Linked DNA regions of Homo sapiens: all the other regions are linked to region 3. The links are chromatin loops, found by intact Hi-C in ENCODE. Cell type or tissue: CD14-positive monocyte. All regions are shown on one strand.

Region 1 (8,000 bases), 48 kb after region 3:
CTTGTATAGCAGTTTGCCATTGCTGTGACATTTATATTGTAATTTACACAGGTTTTGATCCTCAAGAGATTAGGGAAAAAATCTTTCACTACTAATGTCATTATTTCCCCTTCTTTGCAAAAGCTACTTACTACGAATAGAAACATTTACATAACGAGTGAATTTCTCAAATGGTGCAAGAATCAACCGCAAAATAGGCCTCCTCTTTTGAGTTTGGGAGAGAATAAACAAACAGAAATGAAACAACCTGGTTCCTATGAAGCCTCTTCTTGCTTCTTTTTGCCTCCCTGCGGGCCCCTTTGTCAGCACAGGGCAGGTGCTGAAGAACTTGTGCTCATCTGGCCCAAGCGCCTCCTCCATGTTTTCATCCTTGACAAGCCCAGACCAGGAACTCAGTGTCCCCTCACAAGAGGACAAATTTAATTTCCTGCTTATCCAAGATTTGTTTTATTTGATATGTAGGGACAATGTGTTTATAAATGGTTAGCAGCTATTAAGAGTGTAGAAATGTGTCATTTTCTTAACAGATAGGATCACCAACCCTCTTGAAAAAAAGTTGACATCACTTTCTAATATGGCCCCTGTGTAATGTCCCCAAGGCACTGTGTGATGCCACAAAAGCAAAATAAAATATTTGAAGTGTGTAGATTTCAGTTTACAAAGGCCAGGCCTATTGTTTGCCAAGGAAAAGAAAGCAGGAACCACTGGGTTCTCCGACAGTACTTACTTGGCTTTCTTCCTCTAAAAGAATGAGGCATTATTAATCCTTTTATTTCTACCAGAGAGCACAGAGCAGCTGAGTGATAGATGTTATCTAGCTTAAATATGCACTGGGTAAGCATCTGAGTGCAGGTAGCACTGTTCTAGGAATTATGGGGCTCCTGGGAAAGCGTAATGTGTTTAGTAGCTTATAATCCATCAATATGAGTTGATGTTGATAAGTTCATTAATATGATTGATGAACTTATAATTCATCAACCCATCAAATGGCTGACAAGCACATGAACTATGCCAAAGGCGCTGGGGTGTGATGGTGAGCTGAGTTGGGGGTCTATTCTCTCTCAACTTACAATCAACAAGATGAGCATTAAACAGGTAAATGCACAAGAAAACATGTACTGTGTTTCACTGCATCTAAAGTACGGTTGATCATAAGACATATCACCATGTATGTACCACTGAAGTAAAAGCCTGACTGTCATTGTTGGATGTCGCCAATTGTAAAGCACGGCTCTCTATTTCACAGGTGTTAGAATGGGAAAGAATTGTGTGTCTTAGAATCTGTGTGTGTAAGAATTAACTTATAAGTAAATTAATTACTAATCACGGTGAGTTCTTTATAGAAAAGATGTTACAAGAAAGCCCAACAGAGAGCCCTGCTTTAGGATGAGTGACATTTCAGCTGAGGCTTGAAGGGTAAGGACAGGGGAGAAGAGTTGGTGGGATGCTGTCTCCAATGGGTGGTGCAGGAGATAGGTGAACAGCGGCGCAGGGGAGGGAGATCAATATGGTGGGGATAGTCAGGGAAATATTGGAGGTGGGAATTGAGCTGCATTTTGAATGATTTGAGGTGGAAAAGGAAGGCCCAAACAAGGGACATAACACTAGCTAAGGCCAAAAGCAAAAGATAATGGGTGAAAAATCCATTTTATAATTCAAGTGGAATCCCAAGAGACTCCAAATAGCCAAAACAGTCTTGAAAAGGAGGAACAAAATTAAAGACTCACTCTTCCTGATTTCAAAACATACTACAAAGTGATAGTAATCAACACAGTTTAGTACTGGCATAAAGACAGACATATAGACCAATGGAATACAACACAGAGGCCAGAAATAAACACTTACATGTATGGTCATCTTCCACAAGGGTGCCAAGACCATTCAATGAGGAAAGGACAGTTTTTCAGCATATAGTGGGGGAAGCTGGATATCCACATGCAAAACAATCAAGTTGGACCCTAATCTTCCACCATATACAAAAATAAACTCAAAATGAGTAAAAAACCTCAATGTTAGACCCAAAATAATTCAACTTGTGGAAGAAAACAAAGGGCAAAACTTCACAAACTTGGATTTGGCAAATGATTTCCTGGTTATGGCACCAAAGCCACAGGCAATAAAAGAAAAAATAGACAAATGGATTTTATGAAAATCAAAAACTTTTATGCTTCAAAGGACACTAAAGAGAGTGAGAAAGCAATCCACAGAATGGGAGAAAATATTTGCAAATCACATATCTGATAAGGAATTAATATCTGGAATATATAGCGAACTGCTAAAACTGAACAATAACAGTATCAACAGAAAACAAGCTGATTCAAAAGTGGGCAAAAGACTTCAGTAGACATTTCTCCAAAGATAGACAAATGACTCATAGGCACATGAAGAAATGCCCAATATCACTAATCCTTTGGGAAATGCAAATCAAAACCGCTATGACAGCCCACCTTACACCCATCAAGATGGCTATTATCAAATAAACCAAAAATAACAAGTGCTGATGAGGATGTAGAGAAACTGGAGGCTTTGTGTACTGTTAGTGGAAATGTAAAATGGTATAGTTGCAGTGGAGTACTGTATGGTCCTAGCACTTTCTGGGAAGATGAGTTAATTCTCTCTTCATTTCAGGGCCCATGTGCGTGGGTGGTGGGCTGGGAAACTTCTGTTGCTTCTGGGCTTCCTCCCCCATGGCTGCCGCGAGTCTCAACACTCACTTGCACCCTGGCTCCCGCCTGGCATCCTCAGCCTGCCCTGCTGCCTGCTCAGCGAATTCTACTCGTCCTCACCCAGTGTCCCTCAAGGCTTCCTTCAAATGTCCTCTCCACCAAGGAGCTTTCCCCGCCACCTGAGGCAGAGGAAACCACTCCTTTCTTGATTCTGCAGATGCAGATTCAACAGACACCTGGCACTGATGGGCACCGAGATGTCCTGTGTGTTCATGGAGTTTATGTTGGGGTTTGGTTGGGGGCACCCCCGAGCTCCCCTCCACAGTTCAGAATGAAACAAGAAATAAGACAGGACAGGCAGATAAAAATGTCAGCTTCAAAAGCCAGGATAAAGTGACTTGATACCCCTTTCTAAACTAGACAGAATCAACTACCTGCTCACAGCTGCTGGCCTCTTTCTTGGTGGCACAACCTGCCCCAGGCAGCTTCGGCTGCAGCCAAGGGTGAACCAGGACACCCCACCACCCCCAGGCCTTCAGGCAGTGCCACACTGGAGAGGAGGGCAGAGGGCATTGGCCCTCAAAGGGCCAATTCCATCCCCCAGACTCATGGATGAATTATGTCTCTACTCCCCTAGAGAGGAGGAAACGATGGAGTGAATGAGAGAGAGAAAGAGAGGGCACACTGAGGTGGAATTCGACCAGGGGGCATCCTCATAGAAATATGAGAACAGGGGTGGGATACCCCCTCCCGGGGCACACCTTACATTGCACAATGGTTGTTTTTCTGTCTCTTTTTTATCTGAATGTACACTTTTGCCAGCAGTAAAAATTGCCATATTTGCTTTTGTGCTCCAGCATTTAAGAGGGGCTCAGAAAGTTCTTGGGAGGTGTTGTTTGCTTAAGTGGAATGGGAAGGGGACAGGACATCTCTTTCCAAAACTTAGGTTTGGTGACTCCTGGATTTCACACTCTCTGACTGCTTGGGTGAGGGTGGAATGGAGGGCTGTCCCCCACCCTCGCACCTGCACGGTGGCATGCTTTCCTCCTACTCCAGGGAATTCCTCGTGGCCTCATGGCCTGGGCTGTTTCTGGCTTCAAGCTCCACGTGGCCTGGCCCCAGCGGTCTGGTCCACCTTGTACTCGGTGCCCCCGCTGCCCCCTGGCCTCAGCTGGAGTGACGCACCTCATCCATGCGGGCCTGGCGTCTGGAAGGTGGCTGGGTCTCTCGGGCTTGAGCACCATCATCTTAGCTCCAACATGTCATTATTCCTTCCTCACTGAGGACTTTTCTGCTTCCTAATTGGTTGTTGAAGATGAGGCCCCCATGCTCTTTTAAGAAAACCTGTTGTGCCCCAGGCTTGGCTGTGATGGGCACTGACTCATACAGAAGTAGAAAGGCCTGCTGAGTCATCAACACTCGTGCGACGCCCTCGCATTTTCATTAATGATGGCCTCCCTGCCACACGTGAATCACTCCAGCCCGAGATCTGAAACCAGGACACACCCCAGGGGCGAGGTGACGCTGAGTGAGCCCAGCTGTGTCCCTTTCATGAGAACTCAGAGCACAGGGCTCTGTGTGCATGGCCGTCCCCTCCAGAGAGGAGGAAGTAAATGCCGGGATTAGTGGAAGATCATTTCCTTCTATTTGCCTTGGCTTACGTCTTTCAGAATTCAAACACGTGCACTGTTGACCCTGCAATGGTGGAGTTTTTGGATTTTCCTTCAGTCCGATTGCTAAAATACTTCCCTCTCATGTGAGCTGTTGTGAAAGTCATCAGCCAGATACCATTCTAAAAACAAAGAATGTGCTTCTCGTATGTTGCATGCTGGTTACTGAAATATTAGGGAATTACATAAAGGTTTTCTGGGGCACATATTCAAGCTGAATGATAAAATTGAAGGTCACACAAAGCTAAGGTCTTTCAAATCCTGACCCAATTAGCTCTCTGTTAGCTCTCTGACTTTGGACAAGCTGTCTGGTCCTCTGAAGCATACTTTGTTCGCCCTGGGTAGGGGCCCTCTGTTTTAACAGCGTTTGGCAGATGAAAACATTTGCAAAGCCAAAGGACAATGAAATCTACGGAAGCCTACCATATGCCAATGACTCCACCAAATGTTTTCTCTTCTTGGGATCTTCTAAAATTCATCTGAATACTTATAAGTTATGCAAATTTTGGTTATTAATCTAGGTTGTATTACCTTGGGGGAAGTCAGTTAATCTCTTTGAACTCAGTTTCTTTATCTGTGAACCTGAAAGAACACCTTCAAACTCCAAGGGTGGCTGTCAGAATTAACTATAGAGGTGCAGGTATCAGATGAAAGCTATAAAACAGTTTACAGATCTTAGATATTATGATGGATGGCTATGATACGTTTCTCGAATCACTGCTTGCCAATGAGCTGTACAATCTTCCTGAAGGGGTCTGCCTTTCCAATCTGGGCAGCAACAGTTAATGACGGTGTGCCAGGATATCTGTGTCTCCTTTTATCTGCTCCAGACTTTAAACACACCCTCTGATTACATCACACTATCAATTTGAAAAAGGGCTCAGAGCCAAAATCACCACTGTTAGCGAGTTCTCCAGGGCTGCCTCCTATCCTCTGGAGGTGGGGCTCTCGTCTGCAGAAATAGGCATAAGGGTTTTCTATGGTTTTTGTTTGTTTTAAAGACGAAACATGTTTTGGGATCTTTTAAGAATCCTAATCGTTGTGAAAGAAACTGAAGTAAGTTACTGTTCAAGTGACTCTCATTCTGCTGTGAATAGTTTCTCCCACGTGAAGTCAGCTCAAGAGACTGTGAATTGCTTCAGCCTACCTGAGACCTGGTACACAGGGAGGCTTCCTAGCCACGGAAGAGGAGAGCGTTTGCAGGAGGAGAAGGAGGAGAGAGGGCCCACGCAGGTGACATTCTGGAAAGGGAATGCTGGTGCGAAACTGCCTCACCTACTTTGCTCCTTGGATGTTCAGGAAAAGCCAGCCCCATCCGCCCCAGTCCGAGGGCCTCACTCATGGAACAAATGAAGCTGAGAAGAGGAGCTTCCTGTTTTCCAGCTGCTGGGGTCATCATTATCTTCAGGAAGGACCCCGAAAAGCATCGTGTGTTGTTGCAAAGGCCTGCCTTATCCTGGCCCCCAGGTCCCTCTCCGCTGGCCCTGTCTACTGGATAAGCTGAGGTTGCACGAAGTAGGTCCAGGCCTAATGTGACAGTGAATAATATGGTGTTTGGCCACACAGAGATGTGTGTAGGTACAAAAACCACCATGCTTTTGGCGGCAAAGTAAAAAATGAAGATGTCGTCAAACGATCTGAACTCTGATGGAGACTGAGCGAGAGACCCTGGCCCAAAACAATCACTCCATGGCGGATGCGCTCTGGGGTAGACAGCTACTGCTCTCAGAGCAGCTGTTTTCAGGCCACAAGGCCGGACCATTGTTCAGTTACCTGGCTTTTGTCTGGTTCAAGCACCTGACAGGGATCTGGGAAGGTCTTGTCATGTTTCCAGTCCTTTGAGAAACTGCTGCTCAGGGTTCAGGAAAGACGCTGAGCGGGCGGGCACGCGCCCCATGGGGAAGCCTGGCTGAGACGGGAGGTCTCGGGAGCCTCCGTCTTACTTGCCACCTGGTTGCCGCCCTCCCCTCGGAGACCCCCTGTCTGGAGACACGCCCCAATGTGGCCCCCTCTCGCGGGCACGTGCCGGAAGCAGAGACACATCTTGGAGCCGTGGAGGACGGTGCCGGCGGCAAAGTCCCAGGCTGGAAGAGCCGGGGGAGAGCGAGAGCCCCGGCCCGGCCCAGAGAACAGTGGGCGCCGCGCCGCCTCCCGCAGGGGCGCAGACGGGACCCTGGCGCCGAGCACAGCCGGGCGGTGAGGAGGGACCGCCGCCTGCCACCCGTGCGCCGCGCCTCCCCAGTCCTCCCTCTCTTCTGGTGCTCCCCGTTTCTTTTCGCCCCGCGGCCACCGCGCCGCCTCCCTCACTCGCGCCCCGATTCTACGGCACCTCCCTGGTGATCCCAGGTCCTAACAGGGCGGCTGTGCCTCCTCCTCAGCTGCACTTTTGATTTCATCCCTTGTGCGGCAGAAGCTGCCAAGCTCTGTCCGAAACACCCCAAGGCCCGGTGACCGGTGCCCAGGCCTCGCTGCCCAGCAGCGCCTGCCCTTCCGTGGGGCTGCGCCTTTGAGCCTGGTCGGCCCTGCCAGCCCGGGCCTGACGACACGGCCGCGCCCTGCGCTCCAGCTAGGATGGGCACATGAGTGACCACCCTGGCACATAAGGCCTCCCTGCGAGCTTCCCTGCAGGACGGAGCCACTGTAGCTGGCTTCATGAGGCCCCCTTATCCGAGACCTCCCTCGCCTGGATCGTCCCTGCTCCCTGCCAGTGCTCACTGCATCTTCCACCAAGTTGCTGGCACGCAGGCATGCAGTTCTGCCCAGGTCTACATCTGTGGCCTTTCCCTGACTCCTCATGGGCGAATCCTCCTCTCTGCTCCTTTGAGGCCCTCCCTGCTCCTCGACCCTGGCACCCTGGAAGGTCTTCCATGCCGGCTCTCCCCCTGCTCCTTCCCTGGAGTACTTTGCCTCCTCTGGTGACCTCAGCCATCAGGGATGCAAGGACATAGCCCACACGAATATTTCTAGCCTGCGTTTGGCATGAGTTTTAGACAAGCCTTTCTAGCCTGCTTCATTTTCCCACCTTGCAAGTGCCTCCCGCCTCCTACTCAGCAAGTTTTAAATCAGACTATTGTCTCCCCTCATGACACAGATGCGTTGCCCTGGGGCTTATTTTTTTTTTTTTAGAGAGTTTCACTCTGCCACCCAGGCTGGAGTGCAGTGGCGCAATCATGGCTCACTGCATCCTCAATCTCAATCTCCCTGGGCTCAGGTGATCCTCCCACCTCAGCCTCCTGAGTAGCTGGGACTACAGGCATGAGACATCATGTCTGACTGATTTCTGGACCCATTTTTGTAGAGCTGGAGTTTCGCTATATTGCCCAGGCTGGTCTCAAATTCCTAGGCTCGAGTGATTCCCCCACCTCAGCCTCCCAAAGTACTGAGATTACAGGCATGAGCCATGGTGCCCGGTCTGGAGACTTACTTGTTTTTATTTCCCACTGCACAGATATAAAAATATAGTCACCTTGGAGTCTTTCCTCTCTCTCTCTCACCCTTTTTTACTTATCTATTGACAAGTCATGATTTTTTTTGTATTTAGTTTTTGTTTCATAATCATAAACTTAACTCTTCAATCTGGCTAGAAGTGGAGGAGAATTAAAAAAAGGAAGCTCCAAAAACTTCAGCAAGAGCATGAAAATTATAGGATATTATGAACAAATGG
Region 2 (8,000 bases), 54 kb before region 3:
TTGTCAACGCCTTTTTCTGCATCTATTAAGATACGGATTTTTCTTCTCCTATTAATAATGGTATGAATATAAATTAATTTTCAGACATTAAACCAGCCTAGCATTCTTGGGATAGACTCCAATTGATAATGTTATCCTTTTTATATATTGCCAGATTAGATGTGCAGATATATTGGTGATGATTTTTGCAGATGTTCATAAGGATAAGTAGTTCAGAGTTTTCTTTTTTTAACGATAATTTATATTTATAAAGAACATTGTTCTATGAACAACAACAACAAAAACTCAGAAAAAAAAAAGTGATCAGAGTATTATTTATCACAAATAAGGCAACTAATGCCCTGGTATCTCAAAATCCTTTACAAAAGGAGATAGCTTCATAAGATCTAGTCAAGGGGTTTTTGGTATGTTACTTTTTTTTTCTTTTATGTTACTTTGTTTTTCTTTTCATCTGCTTCCATCTTAAGCATAATTTCTTCAGCTGTAAGACCTCCCACTTGCTTATTCTTTGCTTACTTAACTTTTTGTTTGATGCTGGCCACATGAATTTTAGTTTCAGTAGAAGCTTCCTTAGGTTTCACATCTGGTTTTTCTTTAGATGGAATTAAAGTTTTGCTTCTTTGCTCATCTCTTACCGAGGGCTTCTGCTTGTTTAGCCTTTATTGCTTCCATTTGCTGCTACTGCTTCTGATTTGCCTTCGAAAAGTATTCACCACTAGCCAGTTCGTTATCAATCTGACTTTCTGGCTGTGGTGGTGGGAATGGTGTATATTCTTTCTTAACATTTTTTTTTCTTTGGTTCCTTGCATTTATTCATATTTGTATGTTTGAATTGTGGCAAAAATCTCTCCCAACTTTGTGGTTGAAATTCAGAGTCTTTTGCCAACTCTTTTAGTCATTAAGGTTTTAATATTATAAATAGGATGCATATTCTTCATAGTATATAGGACTACTTTTCAAACCTTTTTTTTATTTTTTTGAGATGGAGTCTCGCTCTGTCACCAGGCTGGAGCCCAGTGGCGCGATGTTGGCTCACTGCAACCTCCGCCTCCCGGGTTCAAGCAATTCCTCTGCCTCAGTCCCAAGTAGCTGGGACTACAGGTGCACACCACCACGCCCGGCTAATTTTTTATATTTTAGTAGAGACGAGGTTTCACCATGTTGGCCAGGATGGTCTTGATCTCCCGACCTCGTGATCCACCCATCTCAGCCTCCCTAAGTGCTGGGATTACATGCGTGAGCCACTGCGCCCAGCCAGTTTCAAACCTCTTTTTTAAGTCACTAAAAGGTCCAGTGGCTGAAACTGTGTTTCCCTGCATCATAATGGAGCAAGTACATTAAGAGTTCTTCAGTGTAGATCCTTTGAGACCAATAAGCCATTGTCTTTTTACAAATCTCTTTATTTCTTACTAAATAACCTATTTTAATGATGTTACATGCAACATCATCTGGAAGAACTTGCACTGCCTGTTCAAATGAAACAGTCCTTGCTAACAGTTCTAGATCTCTGGTCCCAATGATCATATATGAATCAAAAGTCTTCTGGTTTTTTTTTGAGAGTCTTGCTCTGTCATCCAGGCTGGAGTGCAGTGGCACCATCTTGGCTCACTGCAACCTCTGCCTCCGGGTTCAAGCAATTCTCCTGAGGAGGCTGGCATTACAGGTGCCCACCATCATGCCCAGCTAATTTTTTGTATTTTTTAGTACAAGTCTTTGTACTTCTGTTAACGGAAGGAAAGTCTTGAGTGTTAATTGTCCAGGTTCTTGGCGTTTTGAACAAAGGATTGGACAAAATGCGTAAACAACAAAGGAACGAAGCAGCGAAAGCAGAAATTTGTTAAAGCAAGAAAGCACTGAATAGGGTGGGAATGGGCCTGAGCAAGTGGCTCTAGGGCTGAGTTACAAAGTCTTCTTGGTTTTAAGTACTCCTTTTGAGGTCCTTATTGGTTGCCCCTTATCTGGATGAAGGATTTGGTCTAATACTAATAAAAGGCTGAGGTGAATTGGCCCCCTGTGCAGATGAAGGGATGGTCCCTGCTTGGCCCGTGGCCAGTCCAGGGCACTCTCTCTTTCCACCTGAGACCTGGCAGAAGGGAGAGGATTGTAGGGAGAGTAGCCTTTGCTATGTGGGCATGGGGAGATGGGGTTTTCCTTTCTGGTTCAGCTTTAGGAAGTTGGCATTAATTGGCCTTAAGTTCCCTGCCCCCAGGTGTTTTCCCTTGATTCACCATGAATGACTTTAATTTCTCTGCCTCCAGACCCCATCTTTCTGCCTCAGTTCAAACAGTCATGCTGCCCTGGATCCAGTGCAGGGTTGCGTTAACATTGATGTTCGTTCAAGGCTTTCTGCACCAATGGCCAGCACTTTCTAGTAAGCTTCTCTGTATTTTGGGAACAAAGTTATATAATTGCTTTCCTTTAAGAGTCCTCTGGGATTGTCCTCTTTGGAAAGAGCTGTTTCCTTCCAACCATCAGGAACAGTAAGGAATTCCGATTCATCTTGGTCTCTTCAGCTTCCGCTTCTGGTTATGAAATTCACTGTTTCCAGCCCCCTTTCTGGCCGGTTCAGAGAGGAAGACACCATTTTCAAATTGCTTCTGGTGGAGCTGGAAATAAACTTGAAAGTTCTCTTGTCTTTACCTGGCTTTGGTTTGAGGGTAGTAGTGGCTTCATAAAATGAGTTGGGGCTGGGCACGAGGGTTCACGCCTGTAATCCCAACACTTTGGGAGGCCAAGGCAGGTGGATCGCCTGAGGTTCAGGAGTTCTAGACCAGCCTGGCCGACATGGTGAAATGCTGTCTCTACTAAAAATACAAAAATTAGCTGGGTGTAGTGGCGAGCACCTGTAGTCCCAGCTACTTGGGAGGCTGAGGCTGGAGAATTGCTTGAACCTGGGAGGCGGAGGTTGCAGTGAGCTGAGATCACGCCATTGCACTCCAGCCTGGGCAGCAAGAGCAAAACTCCATCTCAAAAATAAATAAATAAATAATAATTTTTAAAAAAGAGTTGGGAAATATTCCTTCCTCCTATTTTCTGAAAGAATTTGTGAGAATTGGCATTCTTCCTTAAATATGCAATAGAATTCACCAGTGAAGCCATATAGGCTTAGGATTACTTTTTGTGGTGGGGGTGGCAGGGTGTGGATGGGTGTGGTTTTTAATCACTTAATCAGTTCCTTTAGTTGATATCAACTGTTTAGATTTCCTGTTTCTTCTTGTACCACTTTTAGCAATTTTGTCTTTCAAGAAATGATGCATTTCATCAAAGTCGTCAAATTTGTTAGCCTAAGTTTGGTAATATTTTCTTATTATCCTTTCATTCCTGATACTGGTAATCTGTGCCTTCTTTTTGTTTCTTAGTTCTTTTTTTTTTTTGAGACAAAGTCTCACTTTGTCGCACAGGCTGGTGTGCAGTGGTGTGATTTTGGCTCACTGCAACCTCTGCCTCCCAGATTCAAGTGAATCCCTGCCTCAGCCTCCCAAGTAGCTGGGATTACAGGTGCCTGCCACCACATCTGGCTAATTTTTGTATTTTTAGTAGAGACAGGACTTCACCACGTTGGCCAGGCTGGTCTTGAATTCCAGACCTCAAGTGATCCGCCTGCCCCAGTTTTCCAAAGTGCTGGGATTACAGGTGTGAGCCACCATGCCCAGCCTCTTTTTGTATCTTGAACAATCCAGCTCAGGAATCAGCCAACTTTTTCGTAAAGGGCAAGATAGTAAATAATTTAGGCCTTGCAGACCAAGAGGTAAAAATTTAGACTGTAATATAGCTACTTATATATAACTGCTTTAAGTTGTAACCATTTATAAAAGAATAAAAAACAATCCTTAGCTCATAGGTTTGTGGGATTGGGCCCATGGAGCTAGCTAGGTCTGTATAGTTGGCCTAGACACTCATGTAGCTAAAGGTGTATCATTTTAATTTTTCTCTTGTATTGAGTCTGAGTTGTATTATTTCCTTTCTTAATTTGCTCTCTTTTTATCCAGTTTCTTAAGATGTAAGCTTAGATAATTGATTTTAGTGTTTCTTCTTTTTCAGGAAAGCATTTAAAACTAAAATTTTCTCTAAAACTAGTTTACTTACATCACGAATTTTTATATGTTGTGTTTTAATTTTCCTTGACTTAAGGAAAATGCTATCACAGGAAGTTGAATCTCTGGATTGCCTTTTATTAAATGATTATTTAAATAATTAGGACTTCAATACCGTTAAGAGGTTTTGAGAGCTAAGTGGATTGTGTAATAAATTATGAAGTATGTCTTAAATAGTTTTTTTTTCTCTCAGTTTTTGTTGTAGTAAAATATACATAACATAAAATTTACGGTTTTAAGCATTTTTAAGGGTGCGGTGCAGTGGCATTAAGTACATTCACATTGTTGTGCAACCAGCATCACCATCTATCTCTAGAACTCTTTTCATCTTGCAGAACTGAAACTCTGTACTCATTAAATAATAACTCTCCATTTCCTTCTCTACTGAGCCCTGTAAGCCACTTTTCTACTTTCTATCTCTATGATTTTGACTACCATAGGCACCTCATATAAGTGGAATCATGCAGTATTTGTCCTTTTTAGTCTGGCTTATTTCATGTAGCATAATATACTCAAGGTTCATCTGTGTTGTGTAGCATATGTCAGAATTTGTGTGTGTGTGTGTGTGTGTGTGTGTGTGTGTGTGTGTGTGAGAGAGACAGAGAGACAGGGTCTCACTCTGGCGCCCAGGCTGGAGTCCAGTGGCATGAACTTTGCTTAGTATACCCTCAACCTCCCAGGCTCAAGTGATCCTCCTGCCTCAGCCCTTTAGGTGGCTGGGAATGTGGGCACGTACCACCATACCTGGCTAACTAACTTCTCTATTTTTTGTAGAGATGGGGTTTCGCCATGTTGACCAGTCTGGTCTCGAACTCCTGGGCCCAAGCAATCCACCTTCCTCAGCCTCCCAAAGTGCTGGAATTAACAGGCATGAGCCACTGTGCCCGGCTTCCTTCCTTTTTTTTTTTTTGAGACGGAGTCTTACTCTGTCGCCCAGGCTGGAGTGCAGTGGCGCGATCTCAGCTCACTGCAAGCTCCGCCTCCTGGGTTCACGCCATTCTCCTGCCTCAGCCTCCCGAGTAGCTGGCACTACAGGCGCCTGCAACCACGCCCGGCTAATTTTTTGTATTTTTAGTAGAGACGAGGTTTCACCGTGTTAGCCGGGACGGTCTCGATCTCCTGACCTCGTGATCCGCCTGCCTTGGCCTCCCAAAGTGTTGGGATTACAGGTGTGAGCCACTGCGCCCGGCCTTCCTTCCTTTTTAAAATAGGTTCCTTATGTATTGATGAATGCTTTATCAAAAAGTTGTTTTACTACTAAACTGCACATTTAAAAATGGTTAAGATGGTAATTTTTTTGTTCTACAGTTTACCAAAATTTTTAAAAATTGTGGAATATCTATTTTTATTATTGGATACATTTTCACAGACTTGTTTTCAAAGACTGTGGTATTTATAAGCAGCTTTAAAAGTAATCCTGAAACTCAGTGTAAAGATAAGATAACTAAAGTAAACTTTCCAGAAATCAGTGCTGTTTAATATTAGTTCAAGATGTGTACAGAAATAGAAGCTATTTTTGGAAAAGTGTGCATATTTTTCTGTCTGTTGGATTCATTAGTTTTGCTCACAGCTGACAATAAAGATACAGTTGACAGGAAGTATGATTTTCTTCCGTATGTCTATGGAAGAAACAGTATCTTTTTTTGTAAGGACTAAGTCTTATGAATGTATACTGAAGTAAGTAGTCACTTCTGTTTTGTACATTGAAAAATTAAACATAATTGTAAATAGCTGGTACTGTATGAAAGGGGAGCTCGGCCTTATTTTTTCTTGTTTTGTTTGTTTGTTTGTTTTTCTTACTCTTTCTCAAAGTAACTGACTTTCCTCCACTGATTTTGTATAAGGAACGGTGGTTATTGTTAAATGTTCACATAATATGAAAATGTTTGAGGAAGAAGGAAAATGATAGGAAATCCTACGATAACCATCATTAACATTTCATGATCATTCTTTCATACACTGTTTTACATATGTGAACACATATCCGTCATACTAAATTTATTATGAATAGAACTATAGACACCTTTTTTTTTTTTTTTTTTTTTTTTTTTTTTTTGGAGACAGAGTCTCTATCGCCCAGGCTGGAGTGCAGTGGCGCCATCTCGGCTTAATGCAATCTCCGCTTCCTGGGTTTAAGCAATTCTTCTGCCTCAGCCTCCTCCCAAGTAGCTGGGATTACAGGAATGAGCCACCATTCCTGGCTAGTTGGGTTTTTTTTCCCCCCCATCCCGTAGAGACGAGGTTTCGCCATGTTGGCCAGGCTGGTCTCAAACGCCTGATCTCAGGTGATCCCCCCACCTCAGCCTCCCAAAGTTCTAGGATTACAGGCATGAGCCACCATGCCAGCCACTTTTTTTTCTTTAATCTCCCCACCTTATCACTGTTAGCTAGATGTGTATATTTCTGTTTTTCATGAATGTGATGAAAGAGATAGTTTTGTCAGCTAGGAACACTAGACCATATTATATACTTCTACATCTTACTTTCTCTTCATCTACTTCCCAGTAAATTGTGGCAGTCCCTCTAAGTCAGCAGGAACAGGCCTAACTATGTATGTATCTCATTGTGTGCTATATCACAATTAATTTAGTAATTTCCACAATGATGAGCATTCTCTTTGTTTTATGAAATTTTGCTGTTATAGACAGTGTATACTTTCCTTCCTCCTCTGCTCCCCTCCTGCCCCACACAAATCTTCTATAATTATCCTAAAGAACTGATGCATTTGTTTCTGAGATATGATTCCAGAAGGGGTATTATTGGATCTCAAGAAAAGTATATTTTTTATTTTTAAAGATATTAACAGATTTCTTTCCCAAAATGTTTGAGGATCTTTTTGTGTTTATTGACCATTTGCTTTTCTGTGAATTGCCCCATCGTTTATCTTTTTTAGTTTGTGAGTTTCTTGTTTATTATAGACAGTAAGTCTTTGTCATTTTTCCAAATTTTTCTCCAGAATTTTTATTTTTTACTTTCTACATGTTAAGTCTTTTATATGGAGGGATGTGTTTTTTAAGAAGAAAGAACTTTATTTACTAAATTAAAAAATATAGTAAACTCACAGTGTGGCTTGTTAATTTAATTTGTATGTAAATGGGTAGTTTTCAAATAATTAAATTCTATTAAAATACATAGAGGATTTCTAAGCTTATTTAATCCTTATTCAGAGGAATTTAAGATTTATTTTTTATTTTATTTTATTTTTTTTGAGACGGAGTTTCACTCTGTCACCCAGGCTGGAGTGCAGTGGTGCGATCTCGGCACACCGCATCTCCGCCTCCCAGGTTCAAGTGATTCTCCTGCCTCAGCCTCCCGAGTACCTGGGACTACAGGCCACCATGCCCAGCTAATTTTTGTGTTTTTAGTAGAGACAGGGTTTCACCGTGTTGGCCAGGTTTGTCTCGTTCTCTTGATTACAGGCGTGAGCCACCACGCCTGGCCTCTTTATTTTTTAATAGCAGTGATGAGGTTGATTCAGGCTATTTGAAACCTTCTTTCATTGGTTAATTTAGCAAACATTAAGTGCTGTTGTATGCTGGATACTGGACATTGGAGTAGGCTTTGGAGACTGAGATAAGCATGTTGACAACTTACATTTACTGACTGTTTACTGCTTTCCACATACTATGCTACGTGCTTGATGTGTCATTCAGTCCTCTCAACAACTTTACTATAATTATCAGCATTTTTTTATGAGGAAGTAAAGTTACTTGCCCAAGTTACACAGCTCATAAATTTTGAATCTGGTGAGCAGTTTGAATTAAAAGCCATTACAATATGTTCCACTGAAAGAGTTGAAATACACAGACAAATAATATTTAAATAATGTTATGCTCGTGTTGTATACAGACTTGGTAACACAGAATTGGGACTAATTAATTCTACCTAAGTATATACAATGAAAAA
Region 3 (8,000 bases):
TCATAAGTGTTTGTTTAGTTACAAATAGATAAAATGAGATGTGCTCTTTCCAGGCCTCTGCTGTCCCTGTTCCACAAAATAAGACCACTAGATGAGGCCAGCTCCAAGGCTCCTTCCAGCTCCTCTGTGACTCTTAACTCATGAAATGCTTTCCAGACTGGAAGGGAGCATTTGCCGAACACACTTGGGGTGGAGGAGAATGGAGACACCCAAATTTATTTTCAATACATTCTGTGTTGGAAGAGGGACATTGTAGGACATTTTCCCTCTTATCCTATTCTCAGTAGTGTTATTCAGCCCAGATCCACAGGAAGGTCTCACAACTTGAAACTGTGTATCCAGGGCATCCCCAGACAGGAGGGTTTTTAAAGAGAACATTAGGAAAGCACACAATTTAATCTTTGTATTTTCAGGGGTTTTATACAGGGCCACATTGGAAAACCAAAAGGAGGCTCATAGTTATAAGTTTAAGCTCTTTTTTTTTTTTTTTTTTTTGAGACAGAGACTTACTCTGTTGCCCAGGCTGGAGAGCAGTGGCATGATCTTGGCTCACTGCAACTTCTGCCTCCTGGGCTCAAGCGATTCCCCTGCCTCAGCCTCAGCCTCCTGAGTACCTGGGATTACAGGCACCCGCCACCATGCCCGGCTAATTTTTTTTTTTTTTTTTTGTATTTCTTTGTAGAGACAGGGTTTTACCATGTTGGCCAGGCTGGTCTCGAACTCCTGACCTTAAGTGATCCACCTGCCTCAGCCTCCCAAAGTGCTGGGATTACAAGCCACTGCACCAAGCCTGTACTTATTCTTTTCTCTGTGATTGCTGTTGTGTTGATTTTGTTATTTATTTATTTACCCATTTAACTTTACTTCAAGGAAAAGCCATTTGGTACAGCCTGAGATGTTTCATCAGAAGAAATAATGATGTTCAAGAGGAAGAAAATAGAAAAACTAAATGGAATGTAAAGTCTTGTGTAGGCAAAGCCCTTATTTCCAAACAGACATTTAATATGTGTTGGCTAGCCCCAGGACTAGACATGATAATTTTTAGTGTTTCCAATCTAAGGATCTCAAAAATATTTTATACATGTGAAAATGTGTGATTCATTCATTCATTTATTCAATGCATGCTTATTGAGTGACTACTATGTGCTGGGCATGTGCCACTCCATGGTGTCGGGGAGAGGACAGTGAAAAAAACAGCTCAAGGTTCCTGCCCTTGTCTTATACATAAGGTCTATTTAAAGACAGGAATCAAAATGAACCAGATCTGTAGTGTGCTAGATGATGCCACATGCTGTAGGGGAAAGGGCACTGGGAAGAGGAGGACAAGGTGGGGAGGAGCTGCAAGTTAAAACTGTGGGGTTGGCTGGGGGCAGTGGCTCATGCCTGTAATCATAGCACTTTGGGAGGCTGAGGCAGGTGGATCACCCGAGGTCAAGAGTTTGAGGCCAGCCTGGCCAAAATGGTGAAATCCTGTTTCTACTAAAATACAAAAAATTAGCCAGGTGTGGTGGTGAGTGCCTGTAATCTGAGCTACTCAGGAGGCTGAGGCAGGAGAATTGCTTGAACCTGGGAGGCAGAGGTTGCAGTGAGCTGAGATTGCGCCACTGCACTGCAGCCTGGGCAACAGTGTGAGACTCCATCTCAAAAAAAAAAAAAAAAAAAAAAAAAAAAAAAAAAAAAAAGAAATAAAAAACAAACCTGTGCTTTTAAACCTCTTACCTTCTATGTTTTACAGTCATTCACTCATTTGTTCATTCATCCATTCATTTGTTACTTCAACACATATTTATTGAACACCTACTGTTCACCAGGCACACAGTAGGCTACAATTGCTCTGATGTTGTAAGATAATGCACTTATTTTCTATATGAAGGATAGTGATATATGCATATTTTCAAAGAGATTTTTGTTTCATTTATCACATGGTAGCCAGTACAGTTGCCAGAGAAAGTAACTGAAGACAAACAATTCTGCCGTTGTTAGGAATTTATTGTCAGTCACAGAGCATGTGATCTGGCTAAATATAGACTTCAGAATTTCTAAGAAACAATACATGTAAGATAATTCATTAACTCCCTACTACTCGTTTTCTTTATCTCTTTGGGTAGTCCAGTTAATAGTAAAGTGTTATTGAAAATAAAAATTTACAGGTTTTTAGCTCTGTCCTGTTCAATATTTTTACCAATGACTTGAATAATGACAGAGAAAGTCCATGTACTTCATTTTCCAGTGACGCCAAGTTAATACAGTAAATGACTCAACTAGTTGGGCTGGCACCCAATTAACAAGATGATTCAGCGAGGACAGTGTTGGATGTTCCACTGAGGCTGGATGAAAAATGCCCATTGCAGGGGTCCCAGAATGCAGAGGCTTTTCTGGGCAGCTGTTCATGTGAGGAAATCAAATGAGATAGTGTAAGTGAGAGCAGTTTGTAAACTGTGCATTTACAAATGTTAGATATTTTATCAGTAAAAGTCCTGGGATTTCGTTGTCTACAAGCCCATAGTGAGCCCACATGGAGACAGAGGCAGCTGAGAAGGAGTGGTCCGGTGAGCAGACACAGAAGGAAAGAGAGCAACAGAAAAGCAGCCGTGGGCAAAGCCCCCAGGAAAAATGCTGTGGGCAAGAGCAACTGATGGATGCTAAAACCCAGGGGGAAATTGTGAGGAGACAGGCTTTGCATAATCTCAGAGTATTTCCCCAAGTTGTTAGCTTTATAGTAGAGAAACTGGGAAGATGCCCCGTAACCAAACAGCCAAGGTGTGCTTAACAAAGTCACTATGGTATCATGCACCCCTTGGTGTGATGCACTGAGAAGGGCACACTTCATTTCTGTGGTCATCTTGCCAAAAATGTCAGACGACCAACCACCTAAAAAGGAAGCAGTTAAGTAACTTTGGGAATTATCTAGGTTGCAGGTATATTCGTGCCTGTCTTTGCCTTGTAAATAATGGACATTATTGGCTGTCATTTTTGTTTGTTTGTTTGTTTGTTTGAGATGGAGTCTCCCTCTGCTACCCAGGCTGGAGTGCAGTGGCACGAGCTCAGCTCACTGCAACCTCTGCCTCCCAGGTTCAAGTGATTCTCCTGCCTCAGCCTCCCATGTAGCTGGGATTACAGGCACCTGCCACTACTCCCAGCTAATTTTTTTTTTTTTTTTTTGTATTTTTAGTAGAGATGGGGTTTCACCATGTTAGCCAGGCTGGTCTCAAACTCCTGACCTCACATGATCCATCCGCCTCGTCCTCCCAAAGTGCTGGGGTTACAGGCGTGAGCCACTGTGCCTGGCCCCAGGAATCTATTTTTAACAAGGCCTCCAAGTGACTCTTGGGTAAGCTAAAATTAGAGAAGCAGTAGGCTACTATGAAACGGAGCCTCTAGTTTTAGGAAGTGCTCAGCTCACACAAACGTGGGTAGCATCGTTGCTCAGCGTCATCTCTTTGGACTGCAATCCCCTCCCAGTGATCCTGGATTTCTGGATGCGGCTGTTTTCAAAGCGCAGGGTATTTTCAGCAGGATCTCACCATAGTGGGCCCCACCATGCCCAGGCTGAGAGCTCTGCCTGCTCTGTTAGTGAGGAGGTAGGGGTGCCGACCCGCCTTTCTGACCCTACCCCCTCCCTTCTCTCCTCTCACCCCCCTCCTCTACCTCTCACCACACCCAAACCTCCTTTCTTGATGGCAAGCATCGCTTCTGTACCCCTGCGGCTCCCTTGGCTCTAGTGTTAGTCACAGCTTAGTGGAGGAGCTGTGGGCTTGCATCTGAGGACCTGGGCTTCAGCTGGGGGTCTGCCATTTACCAACCGTGCTTATTAACCCACAGTCCTTCCCGGAGCCACTGCTTATGTTTTCTGCATCCTGGTGTGACCTCAAGCAAGTCTTTAGGCCACGTTTTTTCCTTCAGACCAAAGCTTTTTTTATTTTTTATTTATTTTCTTTCTTTCTTTTTTTTTTTTTTTTTTTAGACAGGGTCTCCTTCTGTTGCCCAGGCTGGAGTGCAGTGGCGCCATCATAGCTCACTGCAGCCTCCACACCCCCCACCCTCCTCACCCTCACTAGTAGTTGGGACTACCTACAGGCGTTGCATCACCATGCCCGGCTAATTTTTTTTTAAACTTGTTTTGGAGGCGGGGTCTCACTGTGTTTCTCAGGCTGATCTTGAACTTTTGCACTCAAGTGATCCTAACACTTCGGCCTCCCAAAGTGCTGGGATTATAGGCGTGAGCCATGTGCAGGACCTGGACCAAGTCTTGATTCTCTCTGGTTCCTCCCAACTGAAACATCAGGATGCCGCCCCGGGTGTCCATGGGGCTGGGGAAGTTGCTGAGCAACCTTGCCCTGCGAGAGCGAAGGCGGGCGTGTCCCTCGGGGGCGTACCCCGAGTGGGCAGCAGGGCCAGCCCGCGCGTCCCTCAGGGTCAATGCTGGGGCCCTGAGGGTGAGGTCAGCTGTGAGGTGAGGTCTGGTGGCCGAGGGGAGGTGCCCAGCGTGCGCGTCCGCATCCGGCGGGCGACAGAGCAGCCCCGGAACAGGAGCTTCCCGGCACCGGCCGTGGCGTGGCGCCCTCCGCTGGGCCGTTCTCCCCCGCAGCCGCTAAGTCAGCATCGCCTACTTTCCCACTCTCGAGTTTGCCCCTCTTTGCTGCCCGGCAGCTGGGTGTCCCATGTCCCCTGCCCGCCAGTGTGCGACCGCGGCCTCCCGCGGGGCGGTGACGGCCCCTCTCCTTCAGCCTGACCGCCGCCAGCTCCCTCGGCGTGTCCGGGGTGGCCAGGCCTTGTTTAGAGTAGCTCCAGCGTTTGAATCGCGCAGGCACAAGAAGGCCGTCTCCTCACCGCGGGCCAGCGGGGCCGGCCAGGGCCCGGGCGGAGGGGGAGCCCGGGTTCCGCGGTCGGGTTGTGGGGCCGGCGCTGACCTCACCGCATGGGCCCCTGCGGCCGCCGTGGCTTCTCACGCGGCCTGACTTTGGACTCGAGTGCAGGCTCTTAGCTGAATCTCTGTGTAGACAGGGTGGGTGGGACTCCGCCCTGGGGTGGCGCTGGGGGCTCGGGTCTCCCGCCGCAGGCCTGTCAGCGGGGCGCTTCCCGTCGATTCCAGGAGCGCCCGCGTCTCTGCTCAGCGCCACGAGTCCAAGCGTGGGGGAGGACGAGACTTTCAAGGCGGGGGGTGACAGTGCCATCCAGCCCAGAATACCCACCCCCAGTGGCGGGCTGCCGTGCCCAGGCCCTGATCCCTGCCCCTGCAAACATCACTTTCTATCGCCCACGGGGCTCTGCAGATGTGGCCAGGCTAAGGGTCCAGAGTTAGGGAGATTGTCCTGGATGATCCGGGCGGACCCTAAATGTCATCAAAGTGTCCTCGTAGGAGAGGGAGAGGAGGCGACCGTGGGGGCAGAGGCTGGAGGACCGCGGCGCCCGGGACCTGCCCGCACCTGACTGCAGCCAGGTGGCGCCGATTCCGGACGCCCAGAACTCTGTGGGAATGCAGCTGTACTGTGCGGCGTGTAAACCACCGCATCTGTGGGATTTTGTTAAAGCAGCCACGGGACCACTCCACCCCCTCCAGCTGTGGTCCTTTACCCGGCGGCGGCCACCTGGCAGCAGCCCGGTTCCCCATCCTGCGGGGTTCCTCCCGCCCGCAGACCGGCTCGGCCATAAAAACCTTGCTGAGAATCAAAGAGAGAGAAATATATGGAACGGAAGAGTCGACGATTTTGTGTAAAGTTTAGGGTTTGTATTCATCGATATATATTTACATATATGCACACGCAAATATGTATGTTTCCTTTGAACTCAACTTTATTGGCACAAAATTTACATATAACAATATAGATTTATTTTAATGATGCAGTTTAGTGAATTTTGAAAAACCTCCATACCTGTGCAGCCGCCACCATCGCGGTGGTGAGGACGGAGGCGGCTCTGGAGCTTACCCCTGGAGTGCGTGTGGTTAGAGAAGCCTTGAGACTCGGGCTCCCATCGGTGATGCTAAGTTTTCATTTTTCTTAAGAAAAATGTTCTTCCGGCCGGGCGCGGTGGCTCATACCTGTAATCCCAGCACTTTGGGAGGCCGAGGCTGGCGGGTCACGAGGTCAGGAGTTCGAGACCAGTCTGACCAACATGGTGAAACCCCGTCTCTACTAAAAATACAAAAATTAGCCGGGTGTGGTGGCGGGCGCCTGTAATCCCAGCTACTCTGGAGGCTGAGGCAGGAGAATCGCTTGAACCCGGGAGGCAGAGGTTGCAGTGAGCCGAGATTGCGCCATTGCACTCCAGTCTGGGGGACAAGAGCGAGACTCCGTCTCAAAAAACAAACAAACAAACAAAAAACAAACAAAAGTTCTTCATTTCCAGACCACGCTGCCATTCTGTGGTTTCGTATCTTCCTCATGTTTTGTCTGGCTTGAGCCCCAAATATTTTAAGAGCAAATCTGAGAGTACAATGAGAAGGAACAGAGTGTGTACACAAATACACCCACACACATTCACACACACACACATATATGTACACACACACACATACACTCGACTCCCCCCCACACTCATACATTTAAACACCTATACTCACATACTAACACTCATACCCCCCATATACACTCATACACTTACACACGGATACACTAACATCCTCACAGACACCCACTCACATACACAGGCTCACACACATTCACAGATACACTCACACACACATACACTCAGATACAGACACAATCAACATACACAGACACACATTCACATGTACAGACATAGAGATACACACACATACACATTCACAGACACATAGACACACACACAGACACACTCATACAGATACATTCACCCTCATACTCAGAGATATACTAACACACTCACAGACAAACCCATTCACACACACACTCAGACACAGATTCACACTCATACACCCACACCCACATACAGACACTCACATGTATACTCACAGTCATACAGATACACTAACATACACCCAGACACACTGTATTAGTCTATTTTCATGCTGCTGATACATACCTGAGACTGGGTAACTTATAAATAAAAAGGTTTAACGGACTCACAGTTCCACGTGGCTGGGGAGGTCTCACAATCATGGCAGAAGGCAAAAGGCACATCTTACATGGCAGCAGGAAAAGAGGGAAAATGAGAGCCAAGCGAAAGGGGAAACCCCTGATAAAACCATCAGATCTCATGAAACTTATTCACTACCAGGAGAACAGTATGGGGCAAACCACCCCCATGATTCAATTATCTCTCACCAGGCCCCTCTCACACACAACACGTGGGAATTATGAGAGCTACAATTCAAGACGAGATTTGGGTGGGGACACAGCCAAACCATATCACATACCCACTCACATACACATAGACACACACAGATACAAACACACACAGATACACACATAGACACACACACACACATTTACACTCACACACACATTGACAGTCACACACACTGACATACACTGACACACAGATACACCCACTCACATACACATACAGACACAGATACACTCAGACATACACTCATATAGACACACACGTAAACACATACACCGACACATACAGAAACATTCAAACACACACATATACATACACACAGACACATGCTTACACTCACACATACAAACACACACACACATGGACACATACAGACACAGATACACACACTTACATATACATACAGGCACTCACACACACATGAGGTAAATGCTAAAATGCAGGTGGGATGTGCTTTCTGATTACTGCACTTTCTGTATGGTTTTCGAAGACCCTGAAAGTGAAAATTTGTAGCTCAGGGCTGCTTTTAAGACCACTCTGTTCAGTTCTGCCACAAGTGACCCGCTGTGCATGTATATAGTTCCTCAGCACCCTCAGCCCACAGGCGCCACTGGGGAAGTGGGGGAGGCCAGGCCCATTAAGGCTGCGGCTGGGGGACCTGGGGGCTGTGCCTCAGCTCCCTCTCCACTCTCACCCCTCTGCCAGCCTCCTCCAGGCGCCAGGAATGTACCTGT

Evidence for each region. Peaks named below come from ENCODE experiments on the same cell type or tissue, not always from the same donor. Only the 100,000 strongest peaks of a DNase experiment are listed, where the experiment ranks them.
Region 1: it touches region 3 in a loop (2.0-fold over the local background); 50 of 110 quality-filtered maps call a loop at or near these places.
Region 2: it touches region 3 in a loop (2.0-fold over the local background); 6 of 110 quality-filtered maps call a loop at or near these places.

The regions. Positions count from the first base shown.
Region 1 is chr13:20,170,912-20,178,911 of GRCh38, forward strand. No RefSeq gene overlaps it. Among named protein-coding and RNA genes, the nearest start is that of GJA3, 14 kb to the left of the region's middle. RefSeq lists enhancers at 3,536-4,735, 3,837-4,380. In CD14-positive monocyte, no CTCF peak of the experiment used is centred here; DNase peaks (open chromatin) are centred at 200, 1,750, 2,380, 4,210 and 1 weaker place; H3K4me3 peaks cover 784 bases; H3K27ac peaks cover 670 bases; H3K27me3 peaks cover 3,298 bases.
Region 2 is chr13:20,069,553-20,077,552 of GRCh38, forward strand. The region is part of intron 21 of ZMYM2 (zinc finger MYM-type containing 2); the gene reads left to right. It also overlaps the pseudogene KRR1P1. Among named protein-coding and RNA genes, the nearest start is that of LINC01072, 29 kb to the right of the region's middle. In CD14-positive monocyte, no CTCF peak of the experiment used is centred here; a DNase peak (open chromatin) is centred at 4,409; H3K4me3 peaks cover 719 bases; H3K27ac peaks cover 915 bases.
Region 3 is chr13:20,123,339-20,131,338 of GRCh38, forward strand. No RefSeq gene overlaps it. Among named protein-coding and RNA genes, the nearest start is that of LINC01072, 25 kb to the left of the region's middle. RefSeq lists an enhancer at 4,287-4,336 and a silencer at 4,787-5,006. In CD14-positive monocyte, a CTCF peak has its summit at 4,580 (motif pointing left); DNase peaks (open chromatin) are centred at 3,373, 4,473 and 4,793; H3K4me3 peaks cover 2,362 bases; H3K27ac peaks cover 1,035 bases; H3K27me3 peaks cover 3,253 bases.